Linked DNA regions of Mus musculus: all the other regions are linked to region 3. A link is a loop called in an ENCODE intact Hi-C map of the cell type or tissue named here. Cell type or tissue: left cerebral cortex. All regions are shown on one strand. Links, peaks and the distances in the headings refer to the core of each region. The heading gives the core; the rest is flanking DNA.

The links. Peaks named below come from ENCODE experiments on the same cell type or tissue, not always from the same donor. Only the 100,000 strongest peaks of a DNase experiment are listed, where the experiment ranks them.
Region 1: it touches region 3 in a loop (6-fold over the local background); 5 of 42 quality-filtered maps call a loop at or near these places.
Region 2: a loop joins it to region 3, with 8 times the contacts of the local background. A loop is called at or near these places in 38 of 42 quality-filtered maps.

Annotation. Positions count from the first base shown.
Region 1 is chr8:114,202,644-114,208,792 of GRCm38, reverse strand. It overlaps Vat1l (vesicle amine transport protein 1 like), which reads right to left and starts at 3,153. Exons shown (of 9, transcript NM_173016.3): 1 at 2,851-3,153. The coding sequence starts at 3,077. Gm30272 (a long non-coding RNA gene) reads left to right here and starts at 3,159. Exons shown (of 3, transcript XR_388052.4): 1 at 3,159-3,539; 2 at 3,954-4,051. In left cerebral cortex, for the core only: no CTCF peak of the experiment used is centred there; DNase peaks (open chromatin) are centred at 1,893, 3,022, 3,156 and 3,484; H3K4me3 peaks cover 2,000 bases; H3K27ac peaks cover 378 bases.
Region 2 is chr8:114,077,823-114,083,971 of GRCm38, reverse strand. Gm30107 (a long non-coding RNA gene) reads left to right here and starts at 2,832. Exons shown (of 4, transcript XR_879214.1): 1 at 2,832-3,129. In left cerebral cortex, for the core only: a CTCF peak has its summit at 2,743 (motif pointing left); a DNase peak (open chromatin) is centred at 2,751.
Region 3 is chr8:114,366,202-114,372,350 of GRCm38, reverse strand. It overlaps Vat1l (vesicle amine transport protein 1 like), which reads right to left. Exons shown (of 9, transcript NM_173016.3): 8 at 2,416-2,499; 9 at 1-704. The coding sequence ends at 606. Among named protein-coding and RNA genes, the nearest start is that of 4933408N05Rik, 18 kb to the right of the region's middle. In left cerebral cortex, for the core only: CTCF peaks have their summits at 2,573 (motif pointing right) and 3,130 (motif pointing right); DNase peaks (open chromatin) are centred at 2,576 and 3,115; H3K4me3 peaks cover 532 bases.

The DNA.
Region 1 (6,149 bases), core at 567-5,566, 160 kb after region 3:
CATCCATGGTGTTTCTGAGGGTCACAATAATAAAAGAGAAAGAGTAGAAGCCCTGGGGACACACAAATACACATCCTAACTGCTGGTTGTGTGATATATTTGACAAGTCACCCAATGTCCCCAATACTCAATTTGTTCTTTAAGAAAGATACCTGCTCAATCAATCCACAAATACCATTTTTTTCCTGCTTCTTCTTGTCTACTTTTATAATTACAGAGTCACCAACTTGAACCCTTGTCCTAGGTCTAATAGTAGTTCAGATATGCTGTGCTTTGTTTCCATCAAAAAGGACATCTTATTTGATGACAAAGGGTTTCAAAAAAAAAAAAACAAAACAAAAACAGAGAGCAGATAAAAGGAGGACCTTCAGTTGCAAGGCCCCAGTTGATTCATAAAAACATGGAATGAGTCACGTTGCCTCTCAAGGCAGAAACTTATAATCAATGGGACTCTTTGACCAGCCAATCCCAGCCCAGTGGAGGATGACAAACCCAGAGGGCCATCTCCACAAGCTACGCCAATGCTGCTGCCTTGCAAACTGATTCTTACTTGGTGAAAGAAAAACTCAATCTGAGCTCACTGCTGTACTATATTCCTAGTATAGACCAGGTCTCTATGGCTTTCTGAATAAGCGGGGCTTCTGTAGAGGTGTGTGTGTGTGTGTGTGTGTGTGTGTGTGTGTGTGTGTGTGTGCGTGTGTGTGTGTGTGTGCATGTGTGTGTGTGTGTGCATGTGTGTGTACACATTTTGTTTTTAGGCTCCATTAAAGAACATGTATGCCAGGCTTTGAAAATCATCTCCTTGCCTCCTCACTTTTATCTTGAAATTATTTCAAAACATCCCTGCCCCTACAGGCATTTTCTGGAAGTTAGCATGAGGCTACAAAATACAATACCGAAAGCTGAAGAATACAGGCTGATTTGTATTACACACGGAGTTCAATTTTTTAAACTGTGGCCCTAACAGTTATTCTTGGAATATGTTCTCAAGGGTCCTAGACCTCCATCTTCAGCGTGAATGAAAGTTTATGTCTCTCTCTGTCTCTCTGTCTCTCTGTCTCTGTCTGTCTCTGTCTGTCTCTCTCACATACACACACACACACACACACAAACACACACACTTGTGTATAAATATGTATACATAATATTTTTGATGAGGTGGTTAAGGAAAGAAAGTTATTCATACATGGTAATTATGCTAGGTTGATGGACTTCTATCAACAAATAAAGAAAAATGACTACCCACACTCCCCCCTCCAAGTTACCCCACCCTCAATCCATTCACCTGTCACCACTTAGACTATGCAGTGTGCCAACTCTGCTATATGATGGCAATATATTGCTGAATAGGGTGGGTAAAACCTCTGCCTGCTGGGACCAATCACCCTGGCTTCCTAAGAGTTAATGAAACGGAAGCTACAGGATCCCCAGACTGCTAAATTCTTCCTCTCTTGCCCTGAAATCCTCCACTTGCCAGAGAAAACCTCAGAACACTGTTTAATGTCAAGAAGAACATGTATGAAGAACTAACCATGGATCAGTGCCCGCTGCGCTCACCAGCTGCCTTCTGATCTGGCAAATAAAACCCACCTGCTGTCAAGGTGGTGCAGGGGCCAAAAGGAGCTTTTTGCATTTTTTTTCCCCTGCCTTCAGATCAGGTTATAGATGCTGGCTTTTTTTTCCAGATCTGTCCTAAGCAGGTTTGAGTTTGCTGCTATTTCTAAGAAGTAGAAACGCCAGGGGCTTAGGAGATCCAGCCAACCCTTGTAAGATTCACAGTTACTGTAGAATGCGGGGTCCAGCGAGCAGCTCTATCAGTCTGCACCCCACTAGACTTCAGGGACATGGGAGTGCAGTGCCTCCCCAGGCAGAGACAAGCTTTCTCACTTACACACTACTGGGGAAATCTCTGCTGTTCTAGGCACTGGCAAGTTTCCCCAGGAGAATAGCGGACCTCTTAGAGTGTGGGCTCCTTCTGCGGCCACCACAGGAGTTCGTTCCTAAGGAATAGGATGGGGCTTTCCCAGCCAGGAGGAAAGCAGAAGATGCAGTGGGGGAGAGAAGGCTGCATCCCTGGTCTCACCTTTCACCCAGCTTAGAGGCCGAGGATTTAACCCTCTTGATTCTCAGTTCCTTCTCTCACAGTAAGTACTGGGAAGGAGATACACAAGGGCATGCACCCTGCCTTCAGCCCCATTTGGACGCAGAGAGGTGAAAAGGGAGATCAAGTGTCAAGTGGCAGCCACACCACTTACTGGCAGCTCAGCGATCTTGGCAGATCATTTATTTTCCCCCATCCACTGTTTTTCTCACCTCTAAAGCTGGGCACCTGACTTACTGGGTCTCAGGAAGTATTAAACGGGATCGTATATGTAAAACTCCAGAAAGAAAGAAAGAAAGAAAGAAAGAAAGAAAGAAAGAAAGAAAGAAAGAAAGAAAGAAAACAAACTAGCACCAGGAACTACGTGTATATACACGGCGATTGTTATTTTTTTTAACCATGCTAACGATCAAGTCCCACCCTTACGTCCCTCCCAGTGTTAGGAGCTGAGTTGTCCTACAAGAGGGGCACAAGGCAATTTTCCAGACCTCAAGTCCTAGGCACCACTATCCTTCCTGTCACCCTACATCTGGTGTGGGGAGAAGGACCACCTCTGAGCATCCTCCCCAGGCTCCAGTGGCTTGGGCTACCCGGGAGGTTCTGAGAGCCAAGTGTGAATGCAGAGAGGGTGCTCGCTGACTGTGGGTGCTGGGTACCTGGGGCAGCATCCCCAATCTAGGCTCTCCCACCCACTGCCGGTGCGCCCAGCGCGGAAAGAGAGAAAAACCAAAAAGTCGTGGATACTGGACCAGGCTTTGACGCGGATCTTGAGCTCGCCGTCCTGTGGCTCCGGCATGGCCTTTCTAGAGAGCCTCAGCTTGTTGAGTCCGCCGAAGCCGGCCAGCACCACAGCGCGCATCTCCTGGGCATCCCCGAGGCGGTGGGAGCCGTCGCCGCCCTCAGCAGGTTCCTTGCTGGTCTCCTTCTCAATCATTTGTTCGGTCTCCTCCGCTTTCTCTACGCCTTCCTTAGCCATGGCGCTCGAGGGGCCGCGGGGCGCACAGGCTGCGGTTGTGAAGGGGTCGGGTCTGCTCTCCCGCGGGTTCCTCCTGTTGAATGTGGGATGCTCTTCAGTGCAATGGCTGCAACCTCTGTGAGCGGAGCCGCGGTCCACCGCCTCCGCCGTAATCCTTAGAGGAGCCGCGCCCTAGCGCCCCACCCCCTCCCTCACATTTCCTCCTACTTACTCCAAAACAAATCTCAAGTCCACCTTTTGTGCTAGTACTAAGTCAGGCTATTTGTCTCAACACTAAAAACAGATTTCCCCAAGACTCTTGAATACAAACACAGAAGAAGAGGCCGGATGGCTACTCCAACCCCTACAATGGGCAAATACTTGGGTATATACGGCACAGACTCTGGCGCCTTGAAATGGACAGAGACGAATGTCTGGGCCTGGAGGATGCTGCGAGAGACAAGGTTGCCTCTTCTCCCGCGGGTAGGCAGGGATGGGAGGGATAGCTGGGAAATTGGGCTGTTTCCCATCTGCTGGTTCTGAGTGGAGCGGCAGGGAGGTGCGGGAAGTTAAAGATACATCCCAAGTAAGGCTCCAAAGAGCCAGGTCCAGTCTTTTCCATCTGGACGCCACCCCCCACCCCCACCCCTGTCACTAGGGATGCTGTTTCTGGACTTCTGTGGCTTCCTTATGACAGTTAGTTCTCAGTACCCATGCTTTTTTTTCTAGGAAAGAGGCTCCCAGAACAAGCCTGTTTCCTGCTAGGACCTCCAGAGGACCAAATTCTCTCTCTCTCTCCTCTCTCTCTCTCTCTCTCCCTCTTTCTCTCTCTCCCTTTCTCCCCCCTCCCTCCTCCCTCCCCCCTCCCCTCCCCACACCTGCCTTTTGTTTTGCAAGGTTACAGAAAAACAACAACAACAACAACAACAACAACAAAAAAAACGAGTACTTTCCCCAGCAGTGTTTGGTGACACATCTGTAGTATGGAAGCTGAGGTAGGGCGACCCTGTCTTAAAAAACCTAAACAAGAATTTAAAATTGCTGGGCGCGTGCGTGCGTGTGTATGTGTGTGTATGTGTGTGTGTACGCGCGTGCGCGCAACGCCTTTAATTTCAGAATTCCAGCAACCAGGAGGCAGATGAATTTCTCATGAATCTGAGGATAGACTGGTCTACATAGTGAGTTCCAGGGTGGCCAGCTCTACATAGTGAGACCCTTTCTCCAAAAATAAAATAAAAAAATAACAAAACTACAGATGCAATCCAATCATATCCATCACATAATAAATTCTGATTCTTAAAAAAAGGTCATTTGTGCTATCTTAAAAGGCGAGATAGGAGTTGCCTTGTGCGGTGTAAGAGATCCAATTTCTCAGCTCAGGTGCCTGTGTCAGTTTAGGCAGCTCCCATCCTTGAGCTCTCAGAGATGGTGAAGATCTCGGTCCCAGTGAGAGAGGCTATCAGGACACAGTGATCTCAGGAGTATGGCAAATTGAGCCCAGGACAATCAGTCTCTCCTCCTCCTATTACTCCTGTGCCTCTGTTTTAAAACTTTGGTTCACCTGGAAAAAAATCATTCTGTCCTCCAAATTAACTCAGAACTCTGCAGTTGCTGTGCCCTTGACTTTGGATGCTCAGCACACCACCGTTATTAGGGTTAATTCCAAAATCCAGATTCATCCAGAGTATCACTTTCTTGTGCAAAATTCACCAACTCCCAGGCTGAGTCCTTCACGGCTAAAGTGTGTGCCAGTTTGTAACTGTAATATGATTTCTTTTGACAATGTCTTCTTCCTTTGCCCAGCTTAAACTTCAGGTGCGCAGGAGCTGTGCTACTTTTTATCCAACCCTGTTTTCCTAAGCATAGCTCATGATTGGTCCATAGTCAAACATGTTTGATGAACGATTGAGCCAAGGTAAGCAGGTGCCGCTGTGGAGCCCCAGAGCATGGAACTATCAACTCATCCTATGGGGTTGTAGGAATTCTCAGGAAGGAGGGGCTACATGAGCTAGTTCTGCAGTCCAAGAAGATTCCAGGCCCACTGAGCCCAGACAAAGGTGACAGGTGAACACGACCTTCAGAGATGGCTCATGGGTTCTGTGAGCTGCAGTCCCTGCAGAGGAAGCTGAAGACAGCGATATTTGGGGATGGTCTCTGAATTATGATATTATTATTATTATTATATAATCGTGGAGGTGATAGGAACCATCCATAGCTTCAAATAGAAAAATGAGGGACCAGAATGACCAGAACGGCATTTGGGGTAATAATGTTGCAATAAGTGGGCAGCGAGTGAGATGATAGCTCTCTGGAAGCACAGTGATTGGTTAGAGATGAAAGATTGGGCTCAGAGCTCAGACAGAAACAGACGATGCAGGTGACAGGCAATGGTTATGCACAGGAGGGCGAGGGCAGAGGGAGGAGCTGAATTTTATCGTCAATCCAGTTAAGAACCCGGTACACTTTGTGAAATAGGGTATTCAGGCAGGATTCAGTCCTGGAGTAAGGATTGGCATTCCCGTGGTCTATTTTGGGGGTAATCCCAGGAAGCTTCGGTTATGAATTCGGAAAGTGAGATAGAAAAAATGGTAGAAGTCAATACAGAGTGCTTTTAAGAGCAGATTACCACAATGGATGAATGGAGTTAAAACTGTAGGAGACCTTGGGGGATACATTGTGGATGAAATAAATCCCAGAGTTGTCTCATTCAAGAAGCAGGGAACTTGCTATTTAGCCACTGAACTCTGTGTATGGTTGGCCAATAGCTGTTCCTGGGAGTGTTTGGTCTACCCTGCCCTTGGTGTCTAGCAAAGAATCCCCAAGCTGAGAGACTCCCCTGCTGTCCGTGGGACGCTGGTCACTGTCATTCTGCACATGGGGGCACGTGGGTCTTAAGTAGAGGTGGCTTCAGTGTTGATAACACAGCAATGTACAGCTGTGTGGGCCATGTCTGCTGTTCTGGACATCGAGTGTGATATTAAGATTTCAGAATAACCTCATGAAGTAAGGATGGCTATTTCCACCAGTCAGTAGGGAAATTGTGTCTTAAGTGACTTGGCATAGCTAACATATCGGTTCTTTTGGATAAGAGAA
Region 2 (6,149 bases), core at 815-5,814, 290 kb after region 3:
AGACAGAGAGAGAAAGACACAGAGAAACAGAGACAGGTACAGACAGGTAGGCAGACAGACATAGAAACATAAAGATATAGATACAAAGATAAACACACAGAGATACACATACACACACACACAAACATAGACACACACACAGAGACAGAGATAGAGAGACAGACAGGCAAACAGAGGCAGAAAGACACAGATACACAGAGATACACACAAAGATACACACACACACACACACGCACACACACAGAGACACGGACACACAAAACACAAATAACGCATACAGAACACAGAAGAGGGTTTGAATACAGATAGGAATTACTTGTAATTTCTAGCTTAAACTCTCATCTGGGCTCCTTGATCTGAGCTTTCACAGAAAATAGAAACATGATAAGCCTGTTCTGATCCTCTAACCTTTCACCTTTTGGTAATGAAATCTTTCAAAATCTATTTATTTATTTATTATTCATTCATTGACTCATTCATTCACTCACTCATTCATTTATATAGCTATGTGCCTACATGAGTTTATATGTGCCAGGTATGTACAGGTGCCCATAGTGGCCAGAAGAGGGCGTCAGATCCCCTGAAACTGAAGTTATAGGCAGTGTGAGCTGCTGTGTGAATGTTAGGTGCCCAGTCTGGATCCTCTGCAGGAGCAGTGAGTGTTCCTAATCCTGGATTCATCCATCCAGTCCCTGACTGGATCCTCTTAACTCTCAGTTTTCTATTAGTAATATTAGCACATTCTGGAAATACGTCAGAGGATTATATTGATATTTTTCTTTCCTTTTCTTTTTCTTTCTTTTAGAAATACTACTTATAGATAGAGCCTAGCCCAAGCTCAGTTCCCCAAATCACTGGCTGTGAATGAGATTAGCTATGACTCCCATGATATCGCCTGTTGGATTTGTGGGGTGCATTTTGTTAGAATGTGCTAGCAGGTGAGCTCTTTGGGGAAGGGCAGTTGTGATCTGTGTTTGTAGCACAAAGAACAGTACCAGGCATATGATCATTGTTCTACAAAAAAAAAAAAATACCTCTATCCATCAAGCCAAATGGTGCTTCATTGTACAGACGAGAGAAGCAAGGTACAGAGACAGTGAGTGTCATGGAGGCAGCAGATCTCTGATGGAACCCAGTAATATGGCTTCCCTGTTGAAAGTATTAAGCCCACTATGAACACAGAATGGAGTCAGTGTTGAAAAAAATAAATAAAGGAAAGCAGAATTATAAAATACCGTAGGCTCTAGCTCAGGAAGGGGCTTTTGGCTTTCACTGTGTAGCCAGAACTAGTTTGGAACTTGCAGTGTAGCCCAGGCTGATTTTAAATACATGACTGATTTCATGCCTCAGCCTCTGGAGTTCCGAAATGGCAGGTATAAGCCTTTTTGGAACTCCTGTTTGTAGCCGGAGTTCATGCCTGATTGACGAGCAGTTGAATCCTGCTTCGCATGGAGCCTTCCTATCAAAACTTTACCTGGGAGCTCTGAGAACTTCAGCTTTCCCATGCTTCTGCCTTGAGGATGTTGGTGGGCCTCTATTAAGAAGGCATGAGTGACCAAGGGTAGAAAGTGGTCCTCATTTGAATAAGGGCCAATAGTTGGTGGTGGACAGCATGTTTACCTGTGTGGAAGCCCCTGGAAACAATGATGGACAGCGGCTGAAGCCTATCTTCTGGAGTTCCGGGTCAGAGCTGTGGTTTTCTATCACCACATCCCTGGTGAAATGTTTGTAATGCAGTGGCATGATGTAGCAGGAGGGGCTGCCTTAGCAGGCCCACACTGAGACATCCTCCCCTGAAGGACCAACCATATGACAGGGCTAGTGTAAATGAAGTTTATTTTGGGGTATGAGTAGTGGGATTGAAAAGGGAATAGAGGCAGAGAAAGAGAGGGGACAGAGAGAGACAGAGACAGAGACAGAGAAAGGAGAGAGAAAGAAGAGGCCAGGAACATGCGGAGAGAGAAAAGGGGAGGAGGGCGGAGAGGGAGGAAGGGAGGAAGGGAGAGAGGGAGGGGGAGAGGGAGAGGGGGAAGGAAAGGCCAAATCTATAGCAAACCAGGCTGGTACCTGGCTGTTGCTAGGTAACTGTTGGGAGGAGACTAGACGAAATGCTAACACCTAGGTAATTTATTTCATCACTCTGCATCACTCTGTGGCTTTGTGTCCTTGCCTGGAAAATGAGCATTAATATTATTTGTTTTATTGAGGTGGTGGGAGGGCTGCATTTGTGCCTTGCACGTGCCTAATGCATCACTGGAAAAGATGCCCCTCCCATCGTCTTGACTCCCACAGCCCACACAACCTCTGACTCTCACACTGGGGAAGAGACTATTACCTTTGATTGGAAGGAGATAATGGAGCCACCGAGGTGTGAATAATCTCCCATGCTAATCGCCCTCCGATTTTAACCCAGGAGGCACGTCATCTGAGTTACATTTTAGTAAGTTCAAAGCTTCAGGACAGTGGGATAAGGGTAAGCCATGAATACTATAGACCTTTAGATGGCAAATTAAGTTTGGGGGTCACTTGCATAATATTTTATAGCTGTGGGAAGCTGACATCGCTAGGTTAATAGTCCAATGACTGGGCCAGGCACAGTGACTGTCATCTCTAAATATTTCTCGTGCTGTCATCTCTGAGAGCATTGACAATAATTTGTTCTATGCCCCTGTCGCTAACCCTCATCCATTTCCTTGTTTAGACCCAGAACAGAGGAGCTTGGGTGTGTTGTGTAATCCTGCCCTCTGCTGGTTGTAACACATACTACAGCCAGGAAGAAAACCACCCCCACCCAGCTGCCCCCAAACAACCAGAAAACCGAGGCCAACATCATGCTGAGAGTAAGATGCTGGAAGATGCTGTGAGGAGACCATAATGCTGGGTGCCTTGGTAGTATGCAGGAGGGAGTTTCCTGAAAATCTAGTACTGGTGTAAGAAGATAGTTTTATTTTAAAAAGCAGGGATCCATTAGAAAGGGTGTTTGTGTTCCTAACAATCTCCAAGATTTCAGCAATTTTGGAAAAGCTACCAATTCATCCTCCGGATTAATTATCACTCTCCTGCATGGCAATTCCCGAGAATAAAAAACGGTGTTTTAGGAGAATCCTGGTTTTCCTGACTTGGAAGCTGGTGAGCATTTGTTTTATTGAATTGGTGTGTGTGTGTGTGTGTGTGTGTGTGTGTGTGTGTGCTGCACCATGCATGCGGAGCTCAGTGGACAATGTTTAGGAGCCAGTTTTCTCCTTTTACCTTTGAGGGTTCCAGGGCCAGAACTGGGAATTGTCAGGCTAGCAGGGCAAGTGCCCATACCTTCTGAACCATCTTGACACACTAACCCATGGGCAAAATGGATCAAAAAGGCCTAACTGAGCACATATTAAAAGTAAATGAAAGAGTTGCAAATGCATTCGCTTTAAGAGACATGTGGTGAAGATGGGCTGGGTCTCAGCCGTGGGATGTCATTATCATGTCAAGGAGGGGGCAGTTCAGAGTGGAGCCAATGTGTTATGACATTGGTCTTGCTTATTGACTCTTAGTGACCCTTGTCAGACTCCAGCGATCCACAATAACAGGGCAATGTCTGATGTGTTGGCTTTATTAACTGTTTCATCCTGGTATTAAGTCATATTTCCTTGTATACACAAGATGATCAATAATGTAATAAATTTATAATTTATTAAAGCTCTGCTGACCATCTCTGAGTCATATACACGTTTACATTTGAAAGGTCCTTTATGCTTATGAATATTCTCTTGGAGTGTGTGTGTGTGTGTGTGTGTTGAGATAGTCTCATGTAGCCCATGTTGGCCTCTGATTTGCTACATAGTCAAGATGAGCTTCCTGTCTCTTCCTCCTAGGTGCCAGGATGATTGTTGCACACCATACCTAGCATAGAGGAATGCCTGTAGGCTGGACATTATCCACATGGACTGACTGACCATGGGGTTAAATAGCTCCCTACAGCAGGACATTACATGGTTCCACATTGTACCTTGTGATGACGAATGTCCTATGAAAGTTCCTGAAAAACAAATATTCGCATACATTTTCAATGCAGTTTTGGAGACAAGGTCTTCCTGCATAACCACGGTTGGGTTTTGAATTCTGGACTGTAACTTTAATTTTTTTTCAAATGCCTCATTTTTAATGGTGGTTCTTAAACACTTTAACCTGACTTGTAGCGCCCCCTCCCCCGCCCAGATAATAGAAAAGAAAGGATGGGGGAGTGAACTTGGTGGGGGGGGGGAGCGAACCTGTTTAGAAAGGTTCTTTGGAGCAACCCCCATCATTGTTGTCTGGAAATGGGCTGTTCATTTCACAGGTTAGCAGCAGCAGTAATCTCTCGAAAACACTTTAGTAGAGTCAGGTTAGCAACAGCAGTGACATAGCCAGGTCTCGGCCTTGGCTTGAATCAGCAGGAGGGACACCAGGAGAAGTTCTCAGCTGTGCCTTTCTCAGGGAAGCAAAGATCAATAAAGATGTGAGACCCACAAGCATTGCACAGCTAGCTGTACCAGCAAGCCATGCTCTGTCTCAAGTCACTCCATGGAGTCCTCTTTATACCCTCCAAACATCACGTGTCCTCCATGGGTCTTGCCTCAGCAGGGCTCTTGTCTCAGCACATGCATCCAATCAGCCTGAGTCTGCAAGAAACTGCAGTACATCACCAGAAGGTTTTTGGTGTGGTTCTCTCTGTGGAGTCCTGACAAATGCAGTTCAACTACGCAATGTAAGGCAGACCAAAACATGCATGTCCTTAGCCAAGAATCCTTCATCACATGTCCTGTCATGTGTTTGCTTTAGCAGAACATGCTCTCTCCTGTGTCGGCTTCAGTGACATATTCCTTCACAAGTCTGCCTTAGCCTTTCACACCTGTGTCCACTCTAACACAAAAGTTCCTTCCCATGTGTGCCCAAGCCAAACCCCATTCAACCGACTTTCCAAAGAACCCTTAACTTTACAGTTCAATGGACCCTCCTGTCTTTAGAGTGCTGGAACGACCAGTAGGATCCACCTCACTTTCTCATCCTTGAAACTCCTACTGGGAATTAAATCCCTGGTAGCTGTGTTGCTAGATCAAAATCTTAAACTGGTAGCCAAAGGAATGCTCTTCTCCACATTACACATAGCTTAGTGGTCTTGAGCAGGGCACAGATGCACATTGAGTATTAGAGATGGTGAAAAACTAACAGAGGGTTGTATTTGAACTCAAGACTCTGGAGTTCTTTATCCTTTCTGAGCCTTTCTTTTGTACAGAGAAGCCTCTCTAATAAAACCTGAAAGCTGTATTCATCTATGGGTAGAGATACACATTTAGACAGCGATTTGGTATGCGGTTCTTGTCCAGATTTCCAGCACCAGGCATGCAGTTCCTCCTTTGGATTGGCCCTTAAATCCTGTTGAAGAGTGGTTGTTTATTTCCTATAACGTCCACGCCACTGCTGTATCCGCTATTGCGTCTGCACGCACCTATTTCTAAATTTAGATTTTATTTATTCATTTCATGTATGTGAGTGGCTCTATCTGCATGTACACCTGAATGTAGAAGAGGGCATCAGATTCCAGTACAGTATGAGACACCATGTAGTTGCTGGGAATTGAACTCAGGCCCTCCGGAAGAACAGAGCAGTTAACAGACCTCTTAACCACGGAGCTATCTATCTCTCCAGTCCCTCACTAGTGCATCTTGTTCAGCCAGAAGTTATCTTGTGGTTTTCAAGGTTCCCAACTGGGTATGATTGGTGATGCCTCTTCTCCCCAAAGACTTCACAACACCTTCCGGTACGGTGACAGTTGGTGAAGAGGGGGAAACTTACTGGTCAATCCAAGACTGATTTCTCCATGTCTTGTAGCCAGGCTGTGATGTCTTCAGCAATAGGGTTTTACCATTTGAGTTCTGGTGAATAACAAGGAACAAGGGCAAAAGCTGGCACTATCTTGTGTGCCTTTGGGACACTTCTGATGAACAAGTCTAGGGGCAGTAGCTCACACCTGGCCCTAGGCTTTGTATTTACCAATCTATGGTTTCTTGGAGAGCATCATCCCCCATGTAGAATAATTTAAGTCATTCATACACATACATACATACATACATACATACATACATACATACATAAACACACGTATATATACATACACATATATATGT
Region 3 (6,149 bases), core at 456-5,455:
CAGAGAAGAGGGTTAATAAGAGGCTCAGACCGTAAGGTGCAGAGACACACGCAGGGACGTAGCACTTAAGAGGGAAAGTGACAAAGTAACTGCTTGGAGAAATCTGTATGTATAGGGTCGTGAATACTTCTGGCCTACTCTCCTGTCACTAGCCAAACTGGTAAGTGCCATGCTTAGAGGCATGGCTGATTGTTGGCAGGCAAAGAGTGTCATTGGCCCGAAGAAGAGTGGGGATCTGAACAGAGCTCCGTGACAACACCTTTCAATCAAGCGTGGCCTGGTTTCTGACCTTGGGCCCTGTGGGCCAGTATTAGTTTGCAAGGCTATTCTAGAACCGTCAAGAAGGACCCAAAGAAGGATGGGTTTGCTTTAAGGGAGAGGGGAGAGCGTGATACACAGACCAGGAAGGGACACAATACTGCATGGAATGGGATTGGCACTTAATTCCAAACACAACAGTGATCAACAGCTTCTTAGCTTGGCTGACTGCAGACAAACACGACACACACTGGACTACAGCATTGGTTCACTGGGGCACAGAAGAGTTCTCCTGGCGGCCATCTTCTTCCCAGCCATCCTCCACTTTCACCGATGCGAGGTCTGGCTTACTGGATGAAGGGCATCCTCTCTTTGTTCTCGCTGTCCCCTTCATGGTCCTCTTCTTCCTCCCCTGCCTCGCTGGTCTCTGTGCTGTCATTGGCCATCTGCAATTCAACAGAGGTCATGATAAAGGTCATGTATCCCACTCCCTCACCATCTCTGAGCATTGGATGAAGCATCACTGAGATGGACTGAAGCATCATGGGATGGACTGAAGCATCATGGGATGGACTGAAGCATCATGGGACGGACTTCTTTCAGACTGGTCATTTCTATATTCTATAGGAAGAAGTCTCTCTGAGGACCCCTTCTATACCCTTTACTAGTACCTGCTAAGGCTCTGCTGCCGCCTTTAACATCACTTCATAGCTCTGGAGATAACCTCCTTGGGTCCATCCTGATTCTCACGATGTTCTGGATTCAGCTTGACTTCATGTTGTCATCCCTTCAATTCTAGCTTTCCATCTAGAAGGGATGAGACATCTTCCCTACCACTGACGCTTCAAATACCCATGCTTCACTGTCTCTTTCTTCCTTTGGGTGTCAGGGTAAGAACATTCTCAGAAAACAGGAACTATAACTCAACAGGGGTAGAGCTGAGCTCTTGTTGGCCCAAATGGGAGCATCTTTTGGTTTTCATGTGACGGGTTCTGACCCTTGGTCAAGTAAACCTAACCCTAGACCAAGGACCATCAGAACATCATGGGTTCGTGGAGACAGGCATTGCCTTTGCATGGAAAGCCAGTGCCAGATAGTTTGTTTAAATGCAATAGTTGGCCAGGGCAGCTCTAGAACCTTCTATGCACGGTACTGAAAGAGACATATTTACGTAGACCACAGTGTATTTGCGTGGGAGTCCTTGGACCCTAGCTCTTCCTTCCTAATTCCACAATATCATTCCCTACTTCAATAGTCCTGTGATGTCATATTTTTAAAAACTATATTCATGTTGTTATCAGCAATGTAAGTGGCACAAATGACCCTTCCTTTAACTCTCTTGTGTGGAGTGAAATTGCGGTACACCTAAGCTATAGAAGACAAGAATCTGTTTCTGAAAACATACACTTGGGCTGAGAACCATAGATCATTTTACTTATTTCACTTCTATTTCTTGAAAGTGGCAGATACTGCTGCACAAACCTCCATACTTTCTTTGTTTGGCCTACCTAGAACTTAGAGGGGTGGGCCATACTCAGCACCTGCCTTTCTAACTGACTGAGAGGAACCTGTCAGTCTCTTGCTTATAAATAGGACCAAAGGTGGTGGGCTAAACTTTCCCAGGTTGCAAATGGGACTGAGAACCCAGCTTTGAATGCAAGCACTCAGAGGTTCAAGGCTACATCCTATGCCATCTGTCCCCCAAAGATGCTAGTTTGGGACCAGGTAAATCTTATGTGCTGTATTCTTGTGGGTTGCTTGGATATTAGGATTTTCTCCCGACGAAAGCAAGTGAATTCAAGAGGAATACCAGAAGAATCCTGAAGGTAGTGAGCACCAATCTGTTGGGTCCATGTATGTGCATTAAGATTAGCTAGGAAGCCTTTGCATTGGTGCCTAGACATAACAGTTGTAAATGTTTGGTTTTTTCCTATCCATTTTCTGTCTGTCCCCACTCAGCAATTTTCCTGTCTTTCTCAAACACTTTAATTTTTCCATCTCCACTTTCATTAGTCCGTGGCTAATCCCTCATTCTGGCATCATGGGAGAGCTTGCAAACTGCCTGTATTTCCTCGGACACCAGCTCTGACTACTTCTGACGATCCATCGGTTTGTCTTTGGTGTTGAGCTGGGTAGTTCCCTCTACGTTCCACTTACCAGCGGGGTCGGCGTCTTTTCCACATCCAGAATTAACTTCCCGATGTTCCCTCGGTCGTGGATGCGCTGCATGGCCTCTTTTACCTGGGGCACAAGACATGAGAGACATGAGTGAAATCAGGAAAATGTGCCCGAAGAAGGCAATCCACCCGCCTTCCACCAGAGGGCGCTACAGCTCAAATAGTGGTTCAGCCAGCAACTTTTTGTGGCGCAAATCTATTCAATCGACTCCTGTCAGTCACACATGCTGACCTGTCCTGTAAGTCTTCTGGGTCTGAAAAATAAGGGTTGTAGTTTTCACAACGAAAGGATAAATATATATTTTATAAGTCAGAATGGTCTGGCAGAATGTTAAACAATGAGAGTATTTGTGAGGGTTTGAGACCTGCCTACTTAAGTGTTACGTAACTCTGCTTCATAATTTTTGGCTAAATAAGCTAGTTACCAGGGCAAAACCCGCATTTGCGAAATCCCTTAGCTTTCTAGTTGCTGGGGTAAAACTGCTTCTACCTAGCGGCACTCTCGTTAGAGGAGCATCTTCCCTAGAAACAAGGACCTATGGTTTCCTTTCCCACGTCCAGGCGCTTATCAGACTCACGAATGTCACTGCGGGACCGGATGGGGACAAGGATGGGGGACAGTGATCACCTGCGAAAGGAAAGTCCATTTGTTCTGAGCCTTTCTTTTTGCTGCTGTGCAGAACATGAACTGCAGGGGGCGCTGTGGGGATTAATAGAGAAGACACTGAACCTTGCCTGCCCTCCATGTATGTCTCAAGTGAAATCTAAACGGGATGCAACATCTCTTGCCTCACAAAAGTCAATTTATAAAAACTTAAAATAGGTTGAGTCTAAATATTTTTGTAAAGTCTCACAATTTTAATACTCTTGTTCCTTCAGCTTCAAGGTTAGATGCTCTGACATTAAAAAAAAAAAAGTCAGACATCGTTAACTGCGCATAGGGAACTCAGCCTGTGGCTGATGGAGAAATGTTTGCTTATTTGAAAATCAAAGGCTTCTTGCTATTCATTTGAATCCAAACTCACAGAACCATTAAAATGTTTGTGTTCAAATTGCTTTTCTGGGACTTTAGAGACACAATTCCATTTATGGGAGAAAAACATAAAAGATAATGACTTCGTTGCTTTTAGTGGCAAAACACTGAAACAGCTTATGTGTCGAAGTAAAGGGATGGGTAAATAAACAATGGCTTTTTACATTCATCTACCAAGTGGGGATGTTGCAGAGCTGTTAAGGAAAAGAAAGATATATGCCACTAATTATAAAGTAGACACGGCAGGATCGAATGCTTTTGTAATCTTGCTAAATGAGAAAACCGAAAGAAGTACTTTTATTTACATCTCTATAAAAATGTAGGTATTGTAAAACAGCTGGGAAGGAAGGCTTGCAGGTGTGCCTTGAAAGTCAGGCGGAGAAAAGGAGGGCATTTTGACTCTACCATCCAAATAATATTATGCAGTCATGTGCTGTCAAATCAACACTTAATATAAATTCCATGGGTCTTTCCAATGCAGTTTTTTTGGTCTCTATGCGATGAGGAACAACCTGTTTTTTAGACTGAGAATGTCAGGTAATTGTGAATTATTATTATTATTATTGACCCCGATAAACAAACCAGTTGAGTCCTTCCATTTACATGATGACTTCTGAAGTATTTTCACACTTGGTCATAAAACCTGGTACCATTGGTCACCCCTGACCATCTGTGGAGGCTGATTCTGAAGCTCTCCACGGACTCCAACATAGAACCTACATAGAACCTACACACATTTCCCCATAGACTTTTTTTTTTCCTAGATTATTTGTTCCACCAAGTACCACATGATACTGTGCTCTTCGACTGTCTAGCAAATCACGAAAGCAAATCAAAGTCTTCACATTCAGGGCCTGGAGAGATGGCTCAGTGGTGAAGAGCACTGACTGCTCTTCTTAAGGTCATGAGTTCAAATCCCAGCAACCACATGGTGGCTCACAACCATCCATAATGAGAACTGATGCTCTCTTTTGGTGGGTCTGAAGACAGCTACAGTGTGCAATCAATCAATCAACCAATCAATCAATCTTTTTAAAAGTCTTCATGGTCATGTAATCCCCCCCCCCGCCCCCCGTATTTCCTCATCGACGTTTGCTGAAACTGCTGATGTAGAGTCTGTAGATGAGGCAGGCTCACTGTGCTTACTGAAAAGCTCTAGGTCATGGCAGATGGTTGCTAGCACAGCTCTCTGCCCCTTGTGGGATTCATATCCTTGGGTTCTTTTCTCCTTGAGTGTAGGCTGGAGCTAAGGGACCTGCTGCCTTCCCTGCAGAGCACAGCAGAAGGGATGGTCTCCTCTTTTCAAGATGAAGTTAGCAAATGGCCACAGCATCCACAAGGCAATGACTCTAGAGAGGCATACTGTGTTAATGGGAGGCTGCCCTGTGGAATCCCTACATGACCGAGACCTAAGACGAATTCCATCCAATAGCCAGTAAGCAACTAAGACCCTCAGCCCTTCTGAGGAACTGAATCTTGCCAACAACCCCCAAAGAACTTAGAAGTAGTAAATACTTGTCCAGTTAAACCTTGAAATGAGATCATATTTCAGCTGACATCTTGACTGTAGCCTTGTGGAAGCCAAAGGACCCAGCTAAATCATACCTGGCTCCTGGCACCCCATTCTGAGCTTATGAAATTACAAATGCTTTTACAATTCACCGGGGTTCTTTTGAGAGGGGTGTAAGTGAAGTAATAAATATTTAACAGACTCTTACTTTGCATATATAATGCTTAGCTTGCAAGGATCATATCGTGCCCATTTTAAGGATAAGTGCCCTACACCTAAAGAACATAAGTAATTCACTCAAAGATGACATGGCTACAGGCAACAACAGAGTGTGGTTCAGAATTAGGTTGGAGAGAGTTCAAATCCAGCAGTTCCCTCTCAGTTTTACCTAGAACAGACTGTTTCACTGATTTCTCAGAAGTAGAAGGACTCATTAGCCCATTCATGGTAGATTCTGGCAAAACACTTGACCACTGCCCTCAGTCCCACACTGTCTAATTCTAGGCAATTGCTCTACCACTGAATTATACCTCTATCTCTTCACTGGTGAATAATGGCTAAGCACTGCACTACTGCGCCATGTTCCTAGACCTTTCCTGATTGGTTCTATCCTGGTACTCTACTGCTGATCCAATCCCCAACCCCTTACAGACAGATTGTAGGCAACTGGTCTACCACTGAGCCATGTCCCAATCCCTTCCTGATGCATTCTTGACCAATGAGCCACACCCCCCCCCCAAGTCTACTTTTTACTTTTTAATTTGAGACAGGGTTTCACTACGTTTCTCAGGGTATCTTGGAACTCCAGTCTGTAGTCCAGGTAGATAATGAGTTTGTAATCCTCCTGTCTCAGCATCTGCAACAACAACCACGATGACAGGAGACGGTTAGGCACACTTTAAGCTGCTTCTGTACTAAGCTGGAGTCCAGGGGGGGGGAAAAAAAGCAAAGAGCTATTTTCTCACTAGTTGAAGTGAGCCATGATGCTTGCAGGGTTAGGAGAAGCCCCCCTGTAGGGTTGCCTCTAATCTGCATAGTTTTGGAAATTTCTCTCTGAAATGAAACGTCGCCTTGAAGCTCTGTCTGCAGAAATTGGATAAAGGGCCAGGAACAATCTCCAGAGGTCATTTAATTACCCCCACCCCAGTCCTGCTGTCAGACTCTCCACGCT